2 separate regions of the Homo sapiens genome follow, and region 2 is linked to region 1. A link is an interaction called in ENCODE POLR2A ChIA-PET data of the cell type or tissue named here. Cell type or tissue: Caco-2. All regions are shown on one strand. Links, peaks and the distances in the headings refer to the core of each region. The heading gives the core; the rest is flanking DNA. Region 1 holds the start of FAM180A (family with sequence similarity 180 member A). Region 2 has its middle 8.8 kb from the start of STMP1.

Region 1 (8,280 bases), core at 1,090-6,089:
CCCAGCATAAGTACAGTAGCTTTTGCCTCCCTCCCATTTCAGATCCTTCTCTCGCGCTGCTCTATCCCCACTCCGGCCACTCCTTCCTTCCCTGACACTGTCCTTGAGAAGCAAGCAGGAGGCGCATCCATGCCACCATGCCAGTTGCCTTCCAATTTTGCATCTCTAGAAACACCTACTGGCCTGACTTGAAGGAGCCTGTTCTTCTTGCGGTTCTTTCTAGGAGAGTGAACTCAGTTGACTTTAGGCAGTGGAAAGATTTCCGTTCATATTGGTGAAGAGTGGGCAGTGCCGTGGGTCCCTCCTTTCCTAACAGTGATAAACTCTGGCTCGAGGTGCTCCCAGTGTCTACCAAGCAGAGCCACTCCCAGGGAAATGGAGAAAAGATGCCATCCAGCTAGGAGGAACTACATCCTGAGGGGGAGGAAGTCAGTGATAAGAGAACAGCCTTTGCTGGGGCCCCTTCCTTTGTGAGGAGGTGGCGGAGCTGGTGGGTGCAGTGGAGGTTGAAGGGTTGCTCTCCTCACCTGCCCACCTCTGGCTGCAGAGATGCATCCCCTCCCGGTGAGGAGGCAACGTTCTGCAGAGCTTCTGCTCTGGTTCCCCCAGGGAGCAGGCCTTTGGCATCCCAGTGCCCATCACTCCATCATTTTAGCAGCAGGTCTCAGCACCTGCTCTCCAGACGGTCTGGCCCAACTGCTGCAGGTGGTGGGGGCAGTCGAAGAAATGAGTTCTACTTTCTATGAAGCAGAAATGAGTTCTCTCTGGGATGCCAGAAAGGGGTACTCTCTGGGTTCTCCACCTCAACCTAATTCCCTCAGGAGCTTTGATTTTTTCCAGTGTCATTTCCCCATCACCCTCTAAGAAGGGGGAACACGTCAAGAAGCATCAAGGAATTGACAGAGATTAGACAAAAGGAGAGTGCGGGGCTTCTAATGTCCTTCCCTCCAAATTTTGAATTGCATTGAAGAAAGTATAATGAGCATCAAACAAACAAATGAATAAAAAGCAACTCACCCCTGCTCCACCTGTGGCACATAGAAGCCTCAGCATTGTAATACAACAGCAGAAGCAGCAACATCTTCCAATGCATCTTGTCCTTCAAAAGGTGAAAAATCGACCCTCAAGCCCAGTGGAACCCCAGTAGCTGCAGGTATGCCCGTGCCGTTCTTCCCAGTGAGATGATGGAGTGCTTCCCTCCCTTCCTTTTGCAGACGTGCAGAAATGCCTACTCTGCCTCAGAAGGCTGGAGGCTGAAGGCTGCGTCCTGGGTGGGACAGGAGTCGGTACCTCTCTTCATTTGACGCTCTCTGGGATTGGGGAACTGGCCTTCCACAGAGAGACTCTGTTTTTGAGCACATCTGGAGTGACTCACGGGGCATGTGATCTCCTTGGCAGTGGGGCGGATAAATATAATTTCTGTACTTGAGTTCCATGTGTTGGATGCACCCACTGGAATTTTTCTTTAACAAACAGACCCGCGGAACTTGTTAGAGAGCCCGGCGAAGAGTTGGCTGCTCTCCCCGTCCACACATACGATACCAGAGCCAGGGGCGAGGGCTGGAGGCAGAGTTGGGAGCCTGCCTGGCAGACACCAGGGCTGGTTGAGCCTAAGTTGCCTTCAGGACAGCAAAATCATTGTGGTGCCTGGGCTGAGTGTCACTGTTGCCTGGCCCTGGAGCTAGACTAGGACATTGGCGCCTAGAGCCTGTGTCTGGTCTGCCCAGGTTCTGGGTGGGTGGGGAGTTGGCAGGTTGTGACCGAGCCGAAGTGGAGAGGTGACATGGTGCATCGGTATTGTCTGTGTGAACGTGCGTAGGTAATGATCCAGGAGCCCACGGGGACCCCCAACTCACATTGGTGATGCTCCCATTTCTGGGCTGTGCCTAGACCTGGGGCCAAGCCCCACAACTCACATTGGTGATGCTCCCATTTCTGGGCTGTGCCTAGACCTGGGGCCAAGCCACTTTGATTTTCCCAAGCAAAATGGGAGTGTTTTTCCATAGTCGTTGTAATATACTGCCATAGACACCTTAATTCTTTCCCAATCACTTCCTCAACTTCTCTGAAATGATAGGGAATGCTAAAGCTTGAAGGACACTTAAAGATTATGTCATCCTGTGGGTTTTCCAGTTTGTGGAGGTGGTGCCCAGGGTGAATGGGCTCCCCAAGAGGGCTCCTCAAAGCTCTACTCTACTGCAAAAGCTCCTCTTTTATCTGCTATAAGAAGTTGTTTGGGAGCCGGGCATGGTGGTTCACGCCTGTAATCCCAACACTTTGGGAGGCCGAAGTGGGGGAATTGCTTGAGGCCAGAAGTTCAAGACCAACCTAGAGAAAATAGACCCTGTCTCTACAAAAAATTAAAAAATTAGCTGGGCGTGGTGGCATGTGCCTGTAGTCCTAGTCACTCAGGTGGCTGAGGCAGAAGGATTGTTTAGGCCCAGGAGTTCAAGGCTGCAGTGAGCTATGATCACAACACTCTACTCCAGCCTGGGTGACAGAGTAAGAACTTTCCTCTTAAAAAAATTAAAAAAAAAACAACCAGTTTTTTTGGGGGAAAAAATACTAGACTACAACATTTGAAAACCAGTACGCTCACTAATATTAATAATAGCTATTAGGTGCTTAATTTGCTTCAGACAGCGTGCTAGGTGCCCTCCTTGCATTAACTGATTTAATGCATCCACCGAACTAGGAGGTTAGGGCACTAGCCAGCAGCACTCTCCAACAGAAATGTAACGTGAATCACAAACGTCACTTAACATTTTCTACAACTCATACTAAAAAAAAGTAAAAAGAGGCTGGGTGCAGTGGCTCACGCCTGTAATCCTAGCACTTTGGGAGGCCGAGGCAGGCGGATCACCTGAGGTCAGGAGTTCGTGACCAGCCTGGCCAACATGGCAAAACCTCGTCTCTCCTAAAAATACAAAAATTAGCCGGGCATGGTGGTGCACACCTGTAATCCCAGCTACTCGAGAGGCTGAGGCAGGAGAGTCTCTTGAGCCTGCGAGGTGAAGGTTGTGGTGAGGCGAGATGGTGCCACTGCACTCTAGCCTGGGCAACACGAGTGAAACTCCATCTCAAAAAAATAAAAAATAGAAAAAGTAAAAAGAAACAAGTGCAATGAATAGTAATAATATCTTTCATTTAATTCAATATATCCAAGATATTATCATTTCTACAAGTAAGTGATATAGTATTAGCAAGATATTTTATATATATATATATAATATTTACATGAGGTCTTTGAAATCTAATGTGTATTTCACACTTATAGCACTTCTCAAGTCACACCAGCCCTGTTTCAAGTACCTGATAGCTCCATGCAGCCAGTGGCTCCTGTATCGGGCAGTGCAGAGCTAGAAGGTGAGAGGGCAGGCTCTGGGGCAAGATGCCTGTCTTTGTATCCCAGCTGTGCCACTGACTAGCTGTGTGATATTGGTGGAGTTCCCTCATCTCTCTTGGGCTTGATTTTCTTCATCTATAGAATGGGGACAATAATAATTTCCTCTCATAGGGTTGTTTCAAGGAATCAATGCATTTTTTTTTAAGATAAAACATTTTGCTTTATTTTTCATTTGCCACATGCATATCTTGACTGTTTACACAGTTATCATTCAATGTAGATACACAATTAATTGCTAAGAGAGAAATTAAATGCATTGCTGATGAATTTATTTTATTTACTTCATTCCAATAAGAAAAGCCACCATTCTTGAGGGGCTCACGGTTCTTTTCCATTTTCCTAACCCTTGAGTATACAGGGAGTAATCATACCTACACTGTCTCTGTTTCAAAAGGTGGTCGTAGATCTCAGCCAGGTAAAAATTTGAGATTTGACAATATTCCAAGTGTAAAGGGTTTTGATTTGGAAATAGGTTCTGTATTAAAAATGGCATAAATGATTATTTTTCTTCTTTATGCTGCAGCACTTTAACTTGTAATTTCTTTTTTTTTTAATTATTATACTTTAAGTTTTAGGGTACACGTTCACAATGTGCAGGTTAGTTACATATGTATACATGTGCCATGCTGGTGCGCTGCACCCACTAACTCGTATCAATGCATTAATACGTATAAATGTTGAGAATAATATCCGGTACATAGTAAGCATTGAATATATGTGAGCTCTATACACATGAAGAAACAGGCTCAGAGAAATCTATGTGATTTCAGAGCCCGCATGCAAAACCACTCCCCTCGCTTGCCTTAAAGCCTTATATTTTAGGAACTCCTTATTGGAGTGCTGGTAAACCAGTTCTAGAGGGGTGGGGAGAAACTTTCATTTGTAGTGCCTGCCAATTCCCCTGGTGAAAATACTCATGGCTGATTTCAAGCTACTGATACTTTAACAAGTGGCTTGCAAAGTTTCTGAAATATTAACAATCGGCTCTCAGGAAGTCCGTAAGAGCTGGCTCCAACACACAATGGCCTCTACTCATCAGATTAGTCTTACTGGCTCTAACTATCTTTGCTTCTGGTGTAATGTTTTCTTTTTGTACTTTGTAAATCTGCAAGGATTGCCCAAAGGACCTAGCACGGGGTAGCAAGCACCCTGCAGTTGCCCATTGAATACTTGTTGATTGATGCTGAAGCCAAGAAGACTCAGGCCTCCCTGCTGTCCTGCCGACACTCTTGTGAGTGAGGACGATGGACGTGGCTTGCCAGGCCATGGGGAATCCAGGACCAGAAATCACCATTTTGGCCTCCAGTCCCAGACTTTTCGAATCTGTAGGCTCAAATCTCCAAATTGTCACCTGCTAATTACTAAACTGGGGTGAGGATTAGCTTTTGGACTTGGGCTGGGAATGAATGTGTTTGTAACTAATTTCATTTCCTAAGATGATGAGTCAGGCCTTCTCTCTCACCACTACACCTTGGCACCAGGAGGCGAACATCTACAGCTTCTCAAGGGGCCTGATTGAAGTCTCGGGAAGGCCTGGCCTAGTATACAGTACTGATTTTTTTCTCTCCCCATGTTTTCCTTGTTCCCGCTACGATCCTGAGTGCACTGGTTGAGACTGGTAAGGAAATGAATAACACTGCCTTTTGTAGCAGAGCACAGTAAAATCATGACAGTGGAGCTTCTGAGAGCTATTGATTATGTAAGGAATACTTTAGGGGGAGGTGTTCTACTGAAGGCAATAGTTGTCCAATACATCTTCACTCTGAACTCCCACTACGCCTACCTGTATTTCTGTTTTTTTTGAGACAGAGTCTCACTCTGTCATCCAGGCTGGAGTGCAGTGGTGCGATCTCTGCTCACTGCAAGCTCTGCCTCCTGGGTTCACGCCATTCTCCTGCCTCAGCCTCCTAAGTAGCTGGGACTACAGGCACCCGCCACCCCGCCTGGCTAATTTTTTTTGGTATTTTTTAGTAGAGACGGGGTTTCACCTTGTTAGCCAGGATGGTCTCGATCTCCTGACCTCGTGATCCACCCGCCCCAGCCTCCCAAAGTGCTGGGATTACAGGCATGAGCCACCATGCCCGGCCCGCCTACCTGTATTTCTTAGTCAATTTTCCAGCTTAGTTACATCTACCATTTACTGAGTTCTGACTACACATCTCATTTTATGTCATTCAGTTTTCCCAGGAGTTCTATTCGGTAGATACTAAAATAGGGTCCATTTAACATATGGCAACCTGAAGCTTAGAAAGGATAAGTAACGAGGGTCACACAACTACTGTATGGTAGACACTTCCATATGCTGCCTAGCAGGGGCTGAGATGAAAATGAGAAAACCAGGCCGGGCACAGTGACTCACACCTGTAATCCCAGCAATTTGGGAGGCCAGGGCGGGAGTTCAAGACTCCTGAGGTCGGGAGTTCAAGACCAGCCTGGCCAACATGGTGCAACCCCGTCTCTACCAAAAATACAAAAAATTAGCCAGGCATGGTGGCGGGCACCTGTAACCCCAGCTACTTGAGAGGCTGAGGCAGGGGAATCGCGTGAACCCGGGGGCGCAGATTGTAGTGAGCCAAGATCGCGTCAGCGCACTCCAGCCTGGGCAACAAGAGCAAAACTCCATCTCAAAAACAAACAAACAAACAAAAAACCACCACCACAACAAAGAACAAACAAACAAAAAAAACAAGAAAACCAATAAAGTGGCTGTGGCTTCTAGACATGGGAAGTGCAATGCATTGGAGGGAATTCTGGTCTGGGCCCTTCTCATGGTAATGCGGGGGAAGATTCTGCTCTCTCTGAGGCAGAATCACAAAAGTGGCTCAGTCAATACCCTTTTGTTTGTCCTTCACTCATTCATTCATGCATTCATTCATCTAGGTTTTGAAAATCTCCTCTGTCCCAGCAGCAGGTATACACCACATCAAATAAGACAGATCCCCTGCTGTCAAGAATCTTCATAACAATGGCGGCAATAGACTCCGCTGCAGATATCCAGAGCACATGATGTTACATTTAACGCTGGAGGATTCTCATGTAGAAAGTGAGAGGGAGAGAGGTGTCGGGGAAGGCTTCTTGGAGGGGTTGAAATCTGAATTAAGTGTTTAGAGATGCATTGGATTTAACTAGGTTGTGGGAGAAGGAATGGTGAGGGAGCGGACAACCTGAAAAACAGCATGAGGGGAGAGACAACTTGATGTAGGTGCAGAACCTCATGCCATTTAGCCTTACTGGAAGATCAAGTAGGAGCAGGAAGCAGTGGGAGGCTGTCTGGTGGGACAGGAAGGCCTGGTGGAGAGTCATGGGCTACAATGTGCACTGCACTCTACTGGTCACTGGGAGTCCTGGAGGGTCCCAGCAGGTGGGTGGGGTGCTTGGCTTTATGGTTGGCTGTGCCGTGGAGGGTGGATTTGACAGGGTTGGAGACCAGTCAAGAAGCTGCCAAGCTCTAGGGACAGATAATAAAGACCTGAATCAGGGCAGGAGCCAGTGGTAAGGAGAGGAGGCACGGATTTAAGAAAGATTGAGGACATAAAATCAGAAATGTGCAGATGTCTGAGAGCAGGAGATGGGGTAGGAGAGAGGGAGCAGACAAGAAGGTCTGGCCAGGGGCGGTGGCTCATGCCTACAATCCTAGCACTTTGGGAGGCCAAGGCGGGAGGATTGCTTGAGCCCAGGAGTTTGAGACCAGCTTGGGCAACATGGTGAGACCTCTTCTCTACAAAACATAAAAAAATTTAGCAGGGTGTGGTGGCATAGGCCTGTGGTTCCAGCAACTTGGAAGGCTGAATGGGGAGGATCACTTAAGCCTGGGAGATCAAGGCTGCAGTGAGCTCTGTTCCCACCACTGCATTCAAGCCTGAGAGACAGAGTGAGACTGTCTCAAAAAATAAATAAATAAATTTTAGGGGTATCCCCAGCCTAGTTGGAGAGCTCAGGAGCAGGGCCTTATGGTTTCTGTGGAGAAAGCTTGAGAGCGAGGCGAGTGCTGGGCATTGCTACGACTTGGTTTCTACAGAGGTTTGCTTCCTCTTTGCCCTCGGATATAAGCTGCTGTTCTCTCCCTACCTGCCTGGGGAATGGCTCTTGCTCTGTAATTGGAGGGATCTCTTCTGCATTGGGTTCTCTGCTGTGGCCTGCAGCTGTGGGGATGGCAGATGGCAGAAATTCTTTTTGGAGAGAAGAGTCACTTGTGGATTGGGGTATTCCCATCATTGGAGGGACATACGGACACAGTGACAGAACTCTTCTGGGTTTTCTCCCTTAGCTAACAAGACACCTAAGATCCCCTCTTTGGTTGACTTCATTCATGGGTAAATGAATGTTTCCAAACTAGAAACAAGATTGACTTGGAGTTCTGTCTCCATCATGCTCCTATTCATTCATTTACAGTCTTGCGGCACTGTTCTGTTTCCCTCATGAGGAGAGGGAAAGGAGTCCTGGGTTTTTAAGCGTTAGGACGTTTGTGTCCAGCTTCAAGCCCTCCCCTCTGGCTCAGTCCCCAGGTTCTGAGTCCTGTGAAGCCTCCCTTTTTGTCTGTGCAGCCAGCACCTTTGGCTGGATTCTATTTTAAGGCTGTAAGTGAGGTAATTGGGTATGACAACACAAACACAGCTGTAATTATGAAGTGCCAGCCTCCAAAGCAGAGAAGTCATCTGGCCCTCAAGGGTTGCCAGCATACGACTCGGTGATACGTGCGCGCCTCTGCCAGGCCGGGCCAGAACATCCACCTGCAACGTGGAGTCCACTGTGTATAGCATGTTCTGCGCCAGATCAAATAATCATTGGGGCAATTCAGTTCCTGTGTCTACGTGAGGCTTGAATATTGAGTTGTTGTTGCCAGCCCCGCTAGCCAGAGCAGTGATTCAGGAAAG
Region 2 (8,280 bases), core at 979-5,978, 98 kb before region 1:
AATTTCCTTTTCCAGACAGCAATTACTTCAGCCTAATACATAGGAGAGACTGCTGAGAGGAAGTCTTTGCTTTCATTTAGTAACAGAATAAACGCTATAACACTATAGAATAAAATTGATAATTATTCTATAGTGTCATAGTGTTTTTTTGTTTTGTTTTGTTTTTTGTTTTGTTTTTGAGAAAGAGTCTTGCTCTGTCACCAGGCTGGAGTACAGTGGCATGATCTCGATTCAGCACAACCTCTGCCTTCCAGGTTCAAGCGATTCTTCTGCCTCAGCCTCCCGAGTAGCTGGGACTCCAGGTGTGCGCCACCACACCCAGCTAATTTTTGTATTTTTAGTAGACACGGGGTTTCACCATGTTGGCCAGGATGGTCTCAATCTCCTGACCTTGTGATTCGCTCACCTTGGCCTCCCAAAGTGCTGGGATTACAGGCGTGAGTCTCCGCGCCCAGCCTAGTGTTGTTGTTGTTGTTTTTAAATGCTTACAATAAAACTTCTATGGCTTCCAAGCGTTGGTTTTTGGGTTTTGTGGTTTTTTTTTTTTTTTTTTTTTTGGTGATAGGGTCTTACTCTGTCACCCAGGCTGGAGTGCAGTGGCATGATCGTGGCTCACTGCAACCTCCACCTCCCGGACTCAAGTGACTTTCCTGCCTGCGCCTCCCGAGTAGCTAGATTACAGGCGTGTGCTACCATGCCCAGCTAATGTATTTTTAGTAGAGACGGGGTTTCACCATGTTGGCCAGGCTGGTCTCAAACTCCTGGCCTCAAGGGATCTGCCTGCCTCAGCCTCCCAAAGTGCTGGGATTACAGGCATGAGCCACTGCATCTGGCCTTCAAGCATCTTTAAAACATCTTTATCTTAGAGGAAGTTATGCTGTCAGGTTTAAAAAAAGAAAAATATAAAGGCTTTGTCAGTGTTATATTTTGTAATTAATTTACCGCCCACCAGATATAAACATTAGCTGGAAAACATTCTGTTAATAAATAAAAGTCCTGGATGTGAAAGAATAAATAAATGGATCCAAAATGTAGTTACAGTGCATAGTGCTCCACTGGTCAGGCATATGGTTATCTCTGTCATCTGGAGCACAGGTATGAACCTAGAAATGATTAGCAAAGAGCCTAGGCGTGAAATCAAAGCATTTTATAAACTTCTGAAGTATGAAGCCTTCTTAACAGACAAGACATATAGCTAAATTTTGAACTGGGATTTTAGGAGTGAGGAGGTGGTTCTTGCCTGTGTTTTATGTGAGTGAGAGCAAGTGAGTGTGTGTGTGTAGGCAGGGGAACTCTGCTTCTTGTCAGTGACTTCCTCAGATTCCTCTATCCCTCCGCCTCCCCGACTACTGCTGCTGCAGTGGCTGCTCCCTGGGTTGTAGGAAGTGAGTGATAATGATGACGTCGGGGTGGAGAGTGACAAGCAACAACAGAGATTTCAATCTGCGGCTGACGAATGGGCCCATCATAATGCACTGGAATGAAATCGTAGGGACCACATCAAAGGCAGCCTCCAGTTTGTGGGACGCAGTCCCAACACTCCAAGGAGAGAAGGCCATAGAGTATATCCAGCATATGCGAAGGGAAAAACCACACGCCACTGAGATATTGATGACCTCAGCGGCAGAATGCTCTTCTGAAGGAGGAAGTCCGTGCACCGAAGGGGAGGTCAAGTGCCCAGCCACAGGCCAACTATCCCTCCTCAGACAGCATCCTCTACACCAATGCCAAGGGCAGCACCACCTCTGCCTTTGATGGGGGCTCCGACTGCAGCTCAGAGTTGGAGCCTGAAGAGGCCTGAAGTAGGAAGAAACTCCAGATGGAGGCCAGCTGAGTTACTCAGGGCAGGCCAGCAATAAACACTGTCTCCATCATCCTCCTTTCCGTTTCCTCAGAACCATTTGAGAGACTATTTTTCTCTTTCTCCCTTAAAAATTGTTTTTTAAATTTTTATGTAAAAGCTCTTGGGGCCTGGCACAGTGGCTCACGCCTGTAATCCCAGCACTTTGGGAGGCTGAGGCGGGCAGATCAGTTGAAGTCAGGAGTTCGAGACCAGCCTGGCCAACATGGTGAAACCCTGTCTCTACTAAAATTACAAAAATTAGCCTGGCGTGGTGGTGCACGCCTGTAATCCTGGCTACTCCGGAGGCTGAGGCAGGATAATTGCTTGAGCCCAGGATATGGAGGTTGCGGTGAGCCTAGATGGCACCACTGCACTCCAGCCCCCTCCCTACCCCACCCCCCCAAAAAAGCTCTTGTCCTCCTTCCCCATTTCTACTATAACTTAAAAAAAAAAAAAAGTGTTCCCTTCAGGGATTCCCTGTCTCCACCAAGAATTTTTAGACCAAAACACCCTAGCTTGGCAGCTTTTTCTGTGGAGGACAGATGGCCAGCCTGACCTCTGAGCACAGTATCCTGCCCACTCCACCAGCTCCTGCAGCCCTGCCCAGGCACATGCCTGGAGGACACCTGCCCCACCCAGGCTGCCTCCAGGTCCATGCTCACCTCTGTTTAACAGACTTTGAGAATCTGTGAACTGCTCTTAAGAAGATGACTTTAAGAAGATGACTGGGCCGGGCATGGTGGCTCACGCCTGTAATCCCAGCACTTTGGGAGACAGAGGCGGGCGGATCACCTGAGGTCAGGAGTTCAAAACCAGCCTGGCCAACATGGCAAAACCCTGTCTCTACTGAAAAATGCAAAAGTTACCCGGGCGTGGTGGTACGTGCCTGTAGTCCCAACTACTCAGGAGGCTGAGGCAGGGGAATCGCCTGAACCCGGGAGGCGGAGGTTGCAGTGAGTTGAGATTGTGCCACTGCACTCCAGCCGGGGTGACAGAGCGAGACTCTATCTCAAAAAAAAAAAAAAAAAAAAAAAAGATGACTGGTTTGGAGTAATCAGATTTACACTTTCTCCTTTTTAAAGACTTTCTTCTCTTTTTCTAAAAAGCTATTTATCCCTCCAATTGAGTGACCAGATCCTTAAAGAAGTTTGTGGTGTAAAAAAAAGAGGGGTCGTGTTTGCAGCACAGAACCTTTGGCGTGTTTCTCTCCTGCTTCTCAGCCAATTGTTTAAGCCTACGGTGCCAGCCTTAAGGAGGGCTGCATGACACCTGTGGTATGTATTGGAGATGGCAGCAGTGAAGTCGCAGCCACCAGGGAGTGGTCCTTTGGGGTTGGGTAGGGAGGGCAATATTGGGTGATGTAGAGGTTTTGTACTGAGGGCCAATGATGGTGTTTCGATATTTATTTCCTGCTACTGAAATTTGAATCTGAGTGAGTTGTCCCTATTTCTTGATAATACCGGTATTGCAAAGTGACAGATTCATAAAGTAATGATCAAATCTTGCTTTCTGTGTGTATGTCTAAGAAATAGAGCCAACTGATTTTGTATATAAATACCAAGAGTGATTTACCTGGTGCTAAACCGGTATCCCAGTGTGGGCCTTTCCCTGCCCCAGCTACTTCCCTTCCTGCGGCCCTGGTACCTGCCTCCATTGTGTGATCCAGCCCTGGTTCTGGCTGCAGTCAACAGATCCCAGTGAAGGGTTTTGTGTGTTTAGGCCTCATTTGTCTTTTTCCTGCTCCGTTCCTGGCATTTGCTAATTTCTAGTATATATTCTGTAGTCTCTGTCTGGGTTTGATTCCATTCCATAGAAATAAAAAGTATGTTGTACATATCCTTGCAAGTTAAGGCTTCCTCCCTTTACTATCAGACTACAAGACTATAGTCTTAAAAAAATAAAGATTTTGGATTTACTGTGTTTCATATTGTTTTCTTATCATTTTGTCCCAAATTACCACTGACTGTGGATCAGAATCGGGGGCAGTGGAGAAGTGTGTGGGAGGGAGAGGCGGGCAGGCCTGCAGCTGCATCATACTGCTGACCAGAAATGTTTGTGTGACACAGCGGGGAGAGGCTGACATTCAGCCTGACCTCTGCATTCTGTTACCTGGGGCATGGAGAGAGGGCGCCAGGTGCAGCACGCACTCTTCACCGAAGCAAGCAGAGAGGATAAAACCAGTGTTGGATAGTTTGTTTTGAAAAGCTACATTTAAATTTTAAATAAATGCAGGATTTAAATATGGCATTTTTACTGAGTGAATCAGTTTGGTGGGTTAGAAAATCAAAAAGAGGTACATACTCTCTTCCTAGTCATTACTACTGTAGTTTTGGTCAGTTAGTAATATAGAAATTATGTCTGAACTTAATCTGGGCTGTAACAGCTGTTAATATACAACATAATCTTTTCTAAATATTTGTCTAGTGTTTTCTCAACTTTATTTATTTATTTATTTATTTATTTATTTATTTATTTTTTGAGACTAAGTCTTGCTCTGTCGCCCACGCTAGAGTGCAGTGGCACAGTCTGAGATCACTACAACCTCCGCCTCCCGGGTTCAAGTGATTCTCCTACCTCAGCCTTCCAAGTAGCAGAGATTACAGGTGCTCGCCACTATGATCGGCTAGTTTTTGTATTTTTAGTAGAGATGAGGTTTCACCTTCTTTGCCAGGCTGTTCTCCAACTCCTTGACCTCAGGTGATCTGCCTGCCTCCACCTCCTAAACTGCTGGGATCACAGCACCCGGCCTTCCCAATTATTTTGAACAATTTTAAATCTTCAAAAGAGTTGGAAGAAAGGTACCATGAACCCATACAGTTTTCACCTAGATTCGCCAGTTGTCAACAGTTTGCACATTTGCTTTTTTTGTGTGTGTGTATATATATATATGCTAGTTTTCTTCCCTAAATTGTAGACACTATGACACTTACTAAATATGATGACACTTACTTGCTAAATATTTTAACAAGTAAGAACAAGGATATTTTCCTTCCTAACCACAACACCATTATCATATCCAAGAAATTTGACAATAAAATACAATAAAAATATCTAATCTGTCCATTAAAATTTCCTCAATTGTCCCAAAAATGCACTTTATAACTTTTTTTTTTTTTTTTAACCCGGGATCCAATTAAGAATCACACATTGGCCGGGCGCGGTGGCTCACGCCTGTAATCCCAGCACTTTGGGAGGCCGAGGCGGGCGGTTCACGAGGTCAGGAGATCGAGACCATCCTGGCTAACACGGTGATAACCCCGTCTCTACTAAAAATACAAAAAATTAGCCCGGCGTGGTGGCAGGGGTCTGTGGTCCCAGCTACTCGGGAGGCTGAGGCAGGAGAATGGCGTGAACCCGGGAGGCGGAGCTTGCAGTGAGCCGAGATCGCGCCACTGCACTCCAGCCTGGGCGACAGAGCAAGACTCCGTCTCAAAAAAACAAACAAACAAACAAAAAAAAAAACCACATTATATTTAGTTATCCCTTTTTTTTATTTTTTGAGACAGAGTCTCACTCTGTTGTCCAGGCTGGAGTACAGTGGCTCGATCTTGGCTCACTGCCACCTTTGCTTTCCGTGTTCAAGTGATTCTCGTGCCTCAGCCTCCTGAGTAGCTGGGATTACAGGCGTGCACCACCATGCCCAGCCTATTTTTGTAATTTTTTTTTTTTTTTAGAGACAGGGTTTCACTGTGTTGGCCAGTCTGCTCTCGAACCCCTGGCCTCAAGTGATCTGCCCACCTCGGCTTCCCAAAGTGCTAGGATTACAGGTGTGAGCCACCACACCTGGCCCAATATTTAGTTATCTCTTTAGTCAATTTTTATTCTAAAACAGTTCCCTGGCTTTTCGGAGGATGGGAGGCTTTTATAACTGACATTTTTTAGCTGTTTTGGAAAAGGTCCTACAATTTGTTTTCTTTTAAACAGGTTAAACAGTTGTGGCCAGAATACCACACTTGTACAGCTGATATGTGCCTTCAGTGTATCACATCAGGAGGAGGTGCATATCAGTGTGTCCAATTATATTAAGCTTGACCACTTGGTTAAGGTGGTATTTGACACACATCTTTGTTGTAAAATATGTGTTTCCCATTATAACAAGTGATCCATGGAGGGATACTTCAAATATCTTGTTCTTAAAAAACCTTGCAACCGGGATGGGCCCCCGGCCTTTTTTTTTTTTTAAGATGCAGTCTCGCTCTGTTGCCCAGGCTGGAGTGCAGTGGCACGATATCGGCTCACTGCAACCTCCATCTCTCGGGTTCAAGCGATTCTCCCGCCTCAGCCTCCCGGGTAGCTGGGACTATAGGCACATGCCACCACGCCCAGCTAATTTTTGTATTTTTAGTAGAGACAGGGTTTCACCATGTTGGCCAGGATGGTCTTGATCTCTTGACCTCGGGAACCACCCACCTCGGTCTCCCAAAGTGCTGGGGTTACAGGCGTGAGCCACCGCGCCCGGCCCAGTTGTCATGCTTTTTAATTTTGCCAATCTAATGGGTATAAAATATTATCTCAATTGATTTGCATATTTTGTGTACCATTCTTTCCCCCCTTCAAAAGGCTTTACCCATTTTTTTTTCTATTGGGTTTTTTCTTTTTGATGTGTATGAGGTAATTACACATCCTGAATTTATATGTAATTGCTTAATTACACATGGCTGAATTGAAGCCATTCAGAATGGCTTCAATTTTTTTCAGTTTTCTCTTTTCAGACAACCAGTCTGTTGGATTATCTTTTCAACTTTTTTATGGTATACTTGTTTACATTTTAATGTGTCAAATCTTTTCCTTGATGGTATGTGCTCTTTATCTAAAAATTTTCTCCCACTTGAAATCATAAAGATACTCTTCTGTATTTTCTTTTGGCATTTAAAAATGTTGCCTCCTCCTTAGGTCATTAATTTCTCTGGCATTGATATTTGTGAATGGTATAATCTACGTTTACTTTTTTCCATATGGATAATTTTATGATTTATTGAATAGCACATTCCTTCCCACTGATATTTTTGTCAATGCCTCAAATGGTAGCATACCAACACCTTGCTTTTTTCACTTGAGGATATTTCCATATCAACACATAAAGCTCTTTTCTCGTGCACAAGTATTTCAATGTAGATATATAGCATGATTTTAATCGTTAATTTATTGGTTAACATTGTTTCCAACCTTTTTCTACAATGAATGTTTTTGAGCATAATTTCAGCAATTGCTAGGAAAAAGTTATGCTTATTTAAAATTATAGTTCTGGCCAAACTGCCTCCATGAAAGTTTTAACAAATCATTCTCCCCTCAATGTTGTGTAAACTGTGCCTGTTCCCCTACTTCTTCCAACACAGTATGTTATCAAGCTGTTTAAATTTTATTTTATTTTATTTTTTTTGAGACAGGGTCTCACTTTGTCACCCAGGCTGGCATGCAGTGGTGCAGTCACAGCTCACTGCAGCCTTGACCTTCCGGGTTCAAGCGATCCTCCTGCTTCAGCACCCCCAAGTAGCTGGACTACAGGCGCACATCATCACAGCCAGGTGATTTTCGTATTTTTTTGTAGAGATGGGGTTCCACCATGTTGCCTAGGCTGGTCTCACACTCCTGGACTCAAGTGATCTGCCCACCTCAGCCTCCCAAAGTGCTGGGATTACAGGTGTGAGCCACCGCTCCTGGCCAAGCTTTCTGATTTTTGCCAATCTGGAGAAAAATGGTACCTCATTATAGTATTAATCCACATTTCTCTTAGTATTAACATAAATGCCACCCACAGGATCTTTTCATATGTTTGAACCATTTGTATTTCCTTTTCTGTGAACTGTTCAAATCCTTTGGCCATATTTTATTGAGCCATTGGTCTCACTGATTTGTAGCAGATCTTTATATAAAGGAAGTTAGCACTGTCACTTATTTCACAAAAAGTGTTTACAGAATTTTTAAATTTTGATGTAGTTGATTTTCTCAATCTGTTATGGCTTCTGGGTTTTGTATCATGTTGGCGATGTGAAAAAGCTTCCACTCTCATTTGTAGATTATAAAATAACTTCTCTCTTTTACTCTTTTAATATTTTTTGTCTTGTTTAAGCTGTTACTTATGTGTGCAGTGCCATTTATGTTATCTGTAATTTATGTGCAAAGTGTAAAGTAGGAACCCAACATCATTATTTTTTCCACGTAATGATCCTGGTTAGATGAGTATCATTTGCTGAATGATCCATCTTTTCTCCATTTAGTGCTTAGAATCACTGGTATGGGACTGGAAAAGGTGGAGATCAAAAATTAGAATTTTAAAAGGCAAGTATCAGAGAAGACCACTGGATAAGAGAATTGAGAGTAACGGTCCTTAAAGTGCTGGTCTCTTGGGGTATAGACTAGACAGAAAAGGACTGAAGCCTTCCAGAAGGGGGCTCATAGCTCATGAGAATATGGAATAGCTGAGTGGAGATCTGGCT

What was found. ChIA-PET counts read pairs that join two places held together with the same protein. Peaks named below come from ENCODE experiments on the same cell type or tissue, not always from the same donor. Only the 100,000 strongest peaks of a DNase experiment are listed, where the experiment ranks them.
Region 2: POLR2A ChIA-PET joins it to region 1 with 14 read pairs; 7 of 35 experiments call an interaction of 5 or more read pairs at or near these places.

Annotation. Positions count from the first base shown.
Region 1 is chr7:135,747,488-135,755,767 of GRCh38, forward strand. It overlaps FAM180A (family with sequence similarity 180 member A), which reads right to left and starts at 1,326. Exons shown (of 4, transcript NM_205855.4): 1 at 1,018-1,326. The coding sequence starts at 1,093. RefSeq lists enhancers at 5,412-6,327, 6,328-7,243. In Caco-2, for the core only: no CTCF peak of the experiment used is centred there; no DNase peak of the experiment used is centred there.
Region 2 is chr7:135,649,587-135,657,866 of GRCh38, forward strand. It overlaps the pseudogene LOC124901801 and the pseudogene LOC101027084. Among named protein-coding and RNA genes, the nearest start is that of STMP1, 8.8 kb to the right of the region's middle. In Caco-2, for the core only: no CTCF peak of the experiment used is centred there; no DNase peak of the experiment used is centred there.